2 separate regions of the Homo sapiens genome follow, and region 1 is linked to region 2. Evidence: chromatin contacts called from ENCODE Hi-C or POLR2A ChIA-PET data. All regions are on one chromosome and are shown on one strand. The core of a region is the stretch at or near the end of the contact, and the rest is flanking DNA. Distances in the headings are between cores, read along the strand shown. Region 1 overlaps CDYL (chromodomain Y like). Region 2 has its middle 150 kb from the start of ECI2-DT.

What was found. A loop is a pair of places that touch in the nucleus more often than their neighbours do. ChIA-PET counts read pairs that join two places held with the same protein, here RNA polymerase II (POLR2A). Pooled maps may share reads with other maps.
Region 1: a map of spleen shows a loop between it and region 2 (3-fold over the local background). The contact joins two enhancer-like sites. A Hi-C loop is called at or near these places in 3 of 168 maps with a recorded cell type or tissue (B cell, Caco-2 and spleen), 26 of 37 single-sample maps with no recorded cell type and 14 of 50 pooled maps. POLR2A ChIA-PET finds 5 or more read pairs at or near these places in 1 of 52 experiments (H1).

The regions. Positions count from the first base shown.
Region 1 is chr6:4,929,308-4,933,627 of GRCh38, reverse strand. All of the region lies in intron 2 of CDYL (chromodomain Y like), which reads right to left. Among named protein-coding and RNA genes, the nearest start is that of LYRM4-AS1, 72 kb to the left of the region's middle. RefSeq lists an enhancer at 773-1,491. Within about 2 kb of position 1,952, at least 4 of the 41 ENCODE cell types and tissues checked have a DNase peak (open chromatin) inside an H3K27ac peak, as active enhancers do.
Region 2 is chr6:4,279,507-4,284,437 of GRCh38, reverse strand. No RefSeq gene overlaps it. Among named protein-coding and RNA genes, the nearest start is that of ECI2-DT, 150 kb to the right of the region's middle. Within about 2 kb of position 2,582, at least 5 of the 41 ENCODE cell types and tissues checked have a DNase peak (open chromatin) inside an H3K27ac peak, as active enhancers do.

The DNA.
Region 1 (4,320 bases), core at 703-3,202, 650 kb before region 2:
TCTTTGTTTAAAAACGTTTGACAATCTCGTCTCCCCTCAGGAACCCTCTCTAATCTGTTCCTCCAGTCTCAGTCCCATCACGGCCTCACCTGCCTGCACTTGCTGTCTTCACCTCTCCCTCTGTCCATCATTCTTCAACCCATTCAACTGGGACCCAGAGTCCACATGGCCAGGAACCTTCTGAGTCTAGAGAAATGGATGCTGGATGACTCTAAACATGTGAGCCTGGGGGAGCGGAAGAGGGGCTTCCACAGGGCAGCCTGGAGTTGCTGAGGGAGGAGGCGAGGGAGAGATGCTTGCTCCTCCAGGGTGAGCATCCAGGTGGAGATGTGCATAGCCCAAAGTGCACATCTAGATCAGGGGAGGGAAGTCAGGGTTGGAGAGAGGTACTTGGGGTTGGTGCCAGAAATGGCTGAACTGACAGTATGAGCTCCCAGGGGAAGACTGAGACAGAGAGTGAGCCTGCTGAAGCCAGCTGGGAAGTGCTGGGGAGGGGCGCAGGCAGAGCCAGGAGGCAGCAGAGAAGCAGGAAGGCAATAATAACTGGTTTCCTCAAAGGAAGGAGAGCAGGCCACAGCAGTGAGGATGTGTCTGCAGGGGCAGGTGTTACAGAGGTGGAGGAGAATGCAGAAGAGGCGACGCAGGGAGAAATGAGAGGCCACTCGTAAGCATGGGCAATGCTTCACTATGGCGTGAAGAGTGGAAGCCAGACCACAGGACACAATGAAAGACAACTAAAAATCGATCAATAAAAACACACGTGGGCACAGCAGTTGTTAAAAGTGCAGGTGAGATGACATTGCCACTTAGGTGACAGCCGACAGCAATGATTTCCCTGCCTAAAAAGAGACCACACCAGAAACAATGCTGTGCAGATGCAGGCAGAGGCTACGTGACACGGTGCTGGCATGTTGGGACAGGAGACAGACGTGGAGACTCTGGGCATTCTAAGAAGGGGGTTCCTTCAGACTACACATGCCAGCAGCTGGTAATGCCAAGTGAGAGCTCCTGGGTCTTTAAGAGTTCCTCAACCTGAGCTGGATTTTTCAATTGCTGCTATATCCAAGCACAAAAAGCAGCATCCTGGCAACACAGGGAAGGCCTGGTGCCATGGCCCAAATGCCTGTGTCTCACCCAAATTCCCGTGGGGAAATCCTCACCCACAAGGTGATGGTCTGAGGAGGTGGGGCCTTTGGGGGGTGATTAGGTCATGGGGGTGGGGCCCTCATGAATGGGATGAGTGCCCTTATAAATGAGGGCCGACACCCCCTGGCTCTTCTGCCCTGTGATGATGCTGCAGAAAGGTGCTATTTGTGAACCAGGAAGTGAGCCCTCAGCAGACCCTGAACCTGCTGGCACCCTGATCTTAGGGTTCTCTCCAGAATTATGAGGATAATTAACACAATAATTCTGTTGTGTATTTACAAGCCACCCAGTTGATGGTATTTTGTTAAGGCAGCCCAAATGGCTAAGAAACCTGCCTCCCACCAGGGCAAAGCTGGCTGGCTTCAGGTCCACTCTCCCCACCTCTGGAATGCTCTTGCTTTCACTGGGTCTTTCCTTTCTCTACGTAAAGGTCACACATTCCTTAAACTCTCCCAGCAGTTTTCCTGGTGGCTTCCTTCCACCGAAGCAACATTTCTAGGCCATGGAGCCCATGCAGCCTTTATACGTGAGTCTCAGAAACAGCTTCAGCATTTTCTTTGAGGCGATAGTCCCTACGAACTATCCGTGGTTCTGCTAATTTAAAAATGGATTCATTTTGGCTCACGCTGACCAAGACTACTGAACTTGGCCTTCAGACTCCTGAGTTAAAACTGTGTTGGCTCCTCGTGCCAGTGAGGTCCCTGCTCATTTCAGACTCTGTGATCTTGTTGGAGCTTCAGCGACCACACCCCACCCCAATGTAATTCCTGGCACTCCCTGTTACTCATCTGAGTAGGGCATGTGACACTGAACTTTGCACTATTTAGGTAGAGAAGTATTCACAGCAGGATCGAGTCTTGGAGTCACAGGCTGCCAGCACTGACTAGGACCCTGATCATCACATATGCCCCCTACTCAAGACAATCATGCCACAGTGTTCTCACATCACCCGGGGTTCTCATGTCACCCAGGGTTGTGCCCATCTCAGGACCTTTGCATGTGTTCTTCCCTCTGCCTAGAACGCCTATGACCTGGAATTCAAATGGCCAGTTTCTTCTGCTCATCTGGACGGCAGCTCAAATTTCAGCATCTCAGACAAGCCTTCTTGGGCCTCCCATCCTAATGCTGGTCCCTGCCATCAGCACTTCATATCACCCTGGTTTATTTCCTTCAAAGCACCCATGAAAGTTATTTCTTTCTCATTGTATTTTTATTTACAGTATCATCGATGTACTCCACCAAGCTGTGTAAGAGCAGGGTCCTCGCCTGTCTTATCCACCCATCCCCAGTGCATACAACACTCAGTACATGTTTACTCAGTAAACTCATGGAAAGGGTCTTCAAGTCTCTTTAGTCCAGATCCCTCAATTTAGAGACAAGTAGCTAAGTGACTGGCCAAGTGTCACACAGCTCATTACCTCAACCCAAGCCAGGGATGGTAAGCTCCACACTTCAGAGCAGAAGTAGCTGCTAATGACTAAACAAATGGTAAACACTGAGATTCAGAAAAAAACCGCCCCCCTCACCCCAAACTGTGGAAATTAGTGCGACTCCCCTGGAACGATGACTCTCATCGTTGACACGGGAGTACAAGTTGCCTCTGTGAACTGAGAGTTCCTTACGGATTTGGATTCAGAGTACCAAGGCTTTCCTAGGATTTATTAACATAACATTCGACTAGGAAAGAAACCTATTTTAGTATCTCTTGCAGTAATTGATTTTCTTTTAATATGTTCAAGAGCAAAAAGGATATCCTCAAATACATATGGCAAATCTGTTAAATATCACTGCTTCAAAAACTGCAAGTCTCTAACAATGACTTGTGACACCCTCTTCCCACCTAAAGAGAACAGCGTCTGTACTTCTTCACCTGCCACTGATAGCTAGGAAACTGAATAAAATAGACATAACAACTGTTTGCAGGCACTGGACCACAGGCTGTGCAGGGCAATGTTCCCAGAGTGAAAGGAGACAAACATGGTGAGCCTAACAGTCCACCCGCCTTTCCACCGAAAGCAGCTGCCACAGTGCAGGTGCAGGGATGGGAAACCCAGACATAGCTGGCAAAAATGCTGTCTTAGAACAGATGACTTGGGGGAGGCCCAGGAGGCTGTAATTTGTGAGACATGATATGGAAAAGGAGGAAGCTACATAGATAAAAAGTTCCAGAGAGCCTAGGGGATCCCTTTGAGTCTTTGCTGAACCAATCTGAGCATGCACAGGGAGAAATTCCACAAGGCTGGGCAGTGAACAACTTTTGAGGAAAGAACAATTACCAGAGACCTATAAACTGAATAATCTCAAGTCTGCCTAGGGCCGGAAGTCCTAATCAGCCAGAGCAGAGATTTCATCAAATACATGAGGCATTCAGTAGAGAGACCCCAGATCAGGCACATATCAGCAGTGGAACTAATCTAGCTCTAGAATAAAGAATACTTAAAATTTCACTAACAAAGCTTCAAAGTAAGCTGTGAAAGGATCAAACTGATATACAACTAACAATTTCCTGCCAGAACAAATCTAACACTTTAAAAAAGCATACAACAAAATCCAGCACCCCAAAATGTAAATCACAATGTTCATCAACCAACCATTACTAGATAAGCAAAAAAGTGGGAAAATAGGACCAGTGACTAAGATAAAATCAGTTAATAAAGACTAAAAATGAGAGATGATGGTATTACGAGAAAAGAACATCTTCAAAACTGTTATAATCTCAATGTGCTCAAGCATTTAAAGAAAAACATGAACATAATGCAGAAATGAAAGACTAGGAATAAAAATTTCATTGAATATGTTGAACCAATTAGATACTAAAAAGATCAGAGAACCTGAAGGCACAGCAATAGACAGGAGAAGAAACAGAAAAAACGATGAACCTGAGTGCCCTGTAGGACAATATTAAGCAGTCTAGCATATGTGTAATTTGAGTCTCAGAGAAGGGGTGTGTATGTATGTGTGTGTGTGTGTGTGTGTGTGTGTGTGTGTAAGTAAAACATTTGCAGAAATAATAGTGGAAAGTTTTCCATATTTGATAAAAACCAGAAGCTGACAGATTCAAGAAGCTTAAAAAATACTAACTATGATAAATACACACAAACCCCAAACTAAGGCCTATTATCATCTGCTGATAACATGAGAACAAAAAGATTACAGATAGAATAACAGATCAAC
Region 2 (4,931 bases), core at 1,333-3,832:
AATGGTAGCAAATTCAACAATGCACCCTTTACTGGCCACCCTCCTTTCTGTCTTCTTCACTTCCAGAGTGCCAATAAACTCCTTGCTCTTGAATCCTTGACTTAGCATCTGCTTCCCTGAGAACCCACTCTAGGACAGAATGTTTGCTGAATCAATGAGTGAGCCTCTGTCCCAGTCTCTGCCGCCCACTCAGCACACCACAACTGGTGCATGAAAACTGATTGCTAGTAGGCATACATGTTCCGAGCAGGGGAGAGCATATACACAACAGGAAATTTCAAATCTTCATTTCTGTCTCTACTGGCATTTATCATTGAGACCATGCAAAGAAACCTTATTTTATTTAAAAGTGCAATGTTGAAGAGTGGCATTGAATAAGATGATTAAATAAGTAACATGGCACCTGTGAGTGTAATTAGCTCTAGCAATAGAGACCAAGACTGGCTAGATTATTTGCCAGAGAAATACTACTACTTGGTTTTCGTCTGCCTGGCAACAGACTGACATTGTACAATCCTTCTCCCATCCTGCTGCACTAATGGAGACTAAGAGCCACTCCAAGTGGGTCACCAAACAGTGGACTGGATGAAAATGTTGAAGGCAGGAATGAAATTCAGTCTTTTTCTTTTTTTTCCCTCCACTACAAATCACTGTAATTTGGAGAGGGGATTTGCAGTGGATTATACATGGCTCTAGGGCCACAGAGGGTACCTTCTCTTTTATTCCCCTGACACACTTCATCCTACAATTCTCCATTTTTCCTTAGCAGGGGAAGAATATTGCACTGGTTCTTTGGGGGATGAATACTAGAGATACTCGAAAAGTATGCAGCTTAATCCTGCGAGGGGTCCTTTAGAGTCGGAAAATTGATGGTCCAAGATTTGAAGTTCTCCTTGGGCCAAAACCCAGCTCCATCTCTAAGGGTGAGGGCAGAAGGGAGAAGCAGGCCTACAAAAAAATGGTATTTGTACTTCCCTCCTATTCTCAAAAGAAAGTGGTCTTAATTAAACATGAGTGATTCTTGACAGGGTAAAGAAATCTTAAGAAACTAAGAACTCAAAGAGTTGAAGAAGAGAGAGCAGTCTTGCTGTACTCAGAGTGTGTGCCTGAGTGTACCTGCACGTGCACGGGTGGGGAGTGGAGGGACAGGTTTCCCACTTTACTTGAATCTGGACTCTCCTCTCTAAGGCTGACTGACATGTTTCCCTGCTTCCATCCCTTCCTTTCAAATTCAATCACCTCACCATGTTACCAGCCCAGATCTTACCGTTGGACTGTGCTGACAAGTGATAAGTGTGTCCCTGTTGCCTCCAGGGACTGAGACCCCTGCAGAGCCCAGACAGGATCCCAGGAAGCCTGAGGGAATGGCAGGGACTGAGACAAAGGGCAAGCTGGTGCCTGGTTTCCAGGAAGCAGCTACAACCTGGAGCCAGCTTATGGCAGGATGGTGAGTCCAGTGACATCAAACCCTCCGATTTTTCCAAGAGATGCCAGAAAGGTACTGACTTTTAAAACTTTATAAGAATTAAACAAAACAAGTACGTAGGGTTTAAAAAAAAAAAAAAAAAGGTCATCTCATGGCCACCAGCTTGCAAGCTCCAGCCTACAAGATAAAGCTTAAGTCCTTAAGCATGACCTCCAAAGTCCTTTATGGTCTTGTCTGCCCCTGTTGTAGTTCCAGAACTACTCAGTCCTTTGTCCCCAAAGCCCCAACCCACACCTCTCCCTGAGTGTCAGCTCAAGCTAGTATGTAGGATTGAAAAGGACAGTACAGATTTGTCTTGACATGGAGTTCACATTTCACATAGCAAACTAGCTATTTATGCTTAGAATGCTTATTTAGGGTAGCTTTGAAGGGTGTTGAGGAGATTATGGGAGGGCACCAAACCCCCCGACTCTGGTTTCCTCTAACAAGAACGTTCTTCTATGCTCTTGGCCACCTTGCAAAATTGTATCTGTTCTTCAAAACTCAGGTTGAGCGTCCCTGGAGACTTTACTGACTCCAGAAAGAATCGCTCTCTTTCCCCCTCCCTGCTCCATCCACCCCCCTCCCCGCTCCATCCACCCCCTCCCCCCACACCTTGCATACATTTTTCACTATTATATGTGTGGTAATGTGCTGTATTATTGCTCCCACGTCTGCTCCCCTGCGGACTGTGAACTGTCGAGTTTGAGGACTGCGTCTCATCCTCAGGGCTTTGTTCCCAGAGCCCTCCCTCTGCTTCTGTATTCCGACACGGAGTCATCTATCACACTTCTGCGAACACACCAGACATCCAATAGCTGCTTGTTGTAATGAAACCAAAAGGAGAACTGAGAATTCACGTTGCCAGACTCCTGATTCACAACTTTCCTGTAGAACGCACCTCGCCCGCCACCTGCCTAACCCACTTACGTAACCCAGTTTGGCGTTTCCTATGTCTCACTGGGCCTGCGAGGTTGTGCGGCGGCCCCACCTGCTGCGGAGCTGGGGGACTGCCGCGGGGGAGCAGGTGGACCGCAGAGCGCAATTACGCAGAGCCGTGTCTGGCCAGATTGGGAGCGGGAACAGCTTCGTCAGACTGCCTGGGTGCAGCACCTGGGCTGTGAGAAAGGCGAGAAGGGAAGGATGAGCCATATCACCGCGCTTGCGGAGGACGTGGCGCTGGAGCGTGGGCAGGGTCTGCGGGGTGCAGCCAGAGGGATTGGCGCAGCTCCCTGAGAACCACCTGGGTTTCTGGGTAGGAGGAGTCCTGGGAAAGACCTTGCATGGGTGGATGAAACAATCTTCTATTTGTGGTGGACGCCAAGGGGAGTGTTCGGAGACGCCCAGGCATGTGGGCAGGGGAGGGTGGCTGCAACGCCTTCGGCACCTGGGGTTCTTGCACCAGCTGGACCAAACCATGGACCGAGAGACAGATGGTCCTTCATCTCCCAGTGCCTGTCCAGGTGAGCATACGAGGCAGCGATTCTGACCCTGCGTTTGGTCTGCCTCCTGGACTCGAATGGAGCCACACATGTCCACGGGAAGAAAACGGGGTTGCCCCAAACAGTGTTCCCTGGAACCACAGGCCCAGGCAAATTTCCGTTGAGGCAGTGAGAAGTATTTGGAAAATAAATGCACCCTTTACCAGAGAAGGGACCTCATCATCTTTGACATTTTGAAACCCTGGGGGGAATGTCTTTGGTGCCAGGACTTGCCTTGCATTATTTCAGTTAATCTCACGCCACCTCCCGGGGTAGGTATCATTTTAAATCATCAGAGACCTCATGTTTGCCCCCAGAGCAGGCACCAGCTGCTGCTGGTAAGATCCACACACGGTCCCCCACCCCTTGCCCCATGCCAGTTTTCTTTTGGTGGGCTTGCATTAATCCAAGCTTCTATGTGGTGACCTGGGAGAGAGGAGCAGGCTAGGTGATGGGGAGAAGGTGGTGATGGAATGCTATGTTTCCCCCCTCTAAGGGCTTCCACCAGCTGGAGTATGGCCAGGAATACAAGGGCATGACGCTGATAGGATTCTTCAAGTATGAGTCAAGGACTCCAGGGCTGGGCAGACTTGCTTGCTGCATTTGGAGTGGAGGAGACTATTCTTCTTGTCTGCATAGAAACAGCCCTGCTCTGGTGCCCATAGGACAGGGAGCTTTGAATGAATCCCAAAACAACAACCTTGCCTGGTTTTGGCAATGCAATGACAAGCACTCCTTGTGGCCCTGCAGAAACAAGGTGGGTGGAGGTGGGGAACAGGTGCAGGAGAGTCAACGGGAGTGATGTGATGGAGCAGACGACTGCAGCTAACAGACTGGCTCTGCGCACAGGAGACACTCTTTTGAGACTCAGAACAAATAGGGGACACTGTGAAGAGGGTTTCTGGAAGCCAGGCTGGGGAGGGTGTAGCTTTGGTAACTATAATTTGTCATTAAAAATGAGTGTGTCATATTACAGACACAGGCCCACGAGGTCACTTGGTCACCTGGATCACACCACCGTAATGAAGATAAAAAAACAGATTCAGAGAAATTAAGTACTTTTTCAAAATTCCACACTAAGACAGGGGAACGGAGAACAAGCAGTTGGGATGGGAAACCAGCTCTTCCTAATTCCTCGGGAGAGCACAGTACTGTGGGAACTACAGTCTTTCATTCTCATCACAGATCTAGCTGTTCTTCTGTGGCAAGTGAGGTAATTGCTTGAATGTTAGTTTTTTTGCCTTGACTTCTTCATCTTTTTTTTTTTTTTTTTTTTTTGAGATGAAATTTCACTCTTGTTACTCAGGCTGGACTGCAATGGCGCAATCTCGGCTCATTGCAACCGCCGCCTCCTGGGTTCAAGTGATTCTCCTGCCTCAGCCTCCTAAGTAGCTGGGATTACATGTGCATGCCACGACACCTGGCTAATTTTTGTATTTTTAGTAGAGATGGGATTTCACCATGTTAGCCAGGCTAGTCACGAACTCCTGACCTCAGGTGATCCACCGGCCTCAGCCTCCCGAAGTGCTGGGATTATAGGCGTGAGCCACCATGGCCAGCTGATTTCTTCATCTTTTAGTGAAATTCATATAGTACCTACACCTAATAACCCTAGTAAAATGGAATCGTTAAGGTCTCATAAGGAAATATAGTTGAGCTCATCTGGTACAAAGAAGATAATTTACAGACAAGGTGAAGCATTCCATTTTTTAATGTAGCTGGAGTAAATAGGAGTGACTTACATTGCAGAAAAACTAAACTGTTGCAAATGGAAGTTGAGTAACTGTTGAAATCAGTGATTTGTCTTGTTTTTTTAAGAATAACACTCTAGAAGACAATAACATTAACATGGCAATACTCCTTAAGTTGATCTACAGATTCAATGCAATCCTTATGAAAATTCCTGCCGCCTCTTTTGTCTAAATTGACAAACTGATCATAAAATTTATATAGAAATACACGGGACCCAGAATAGCCAAAACAGT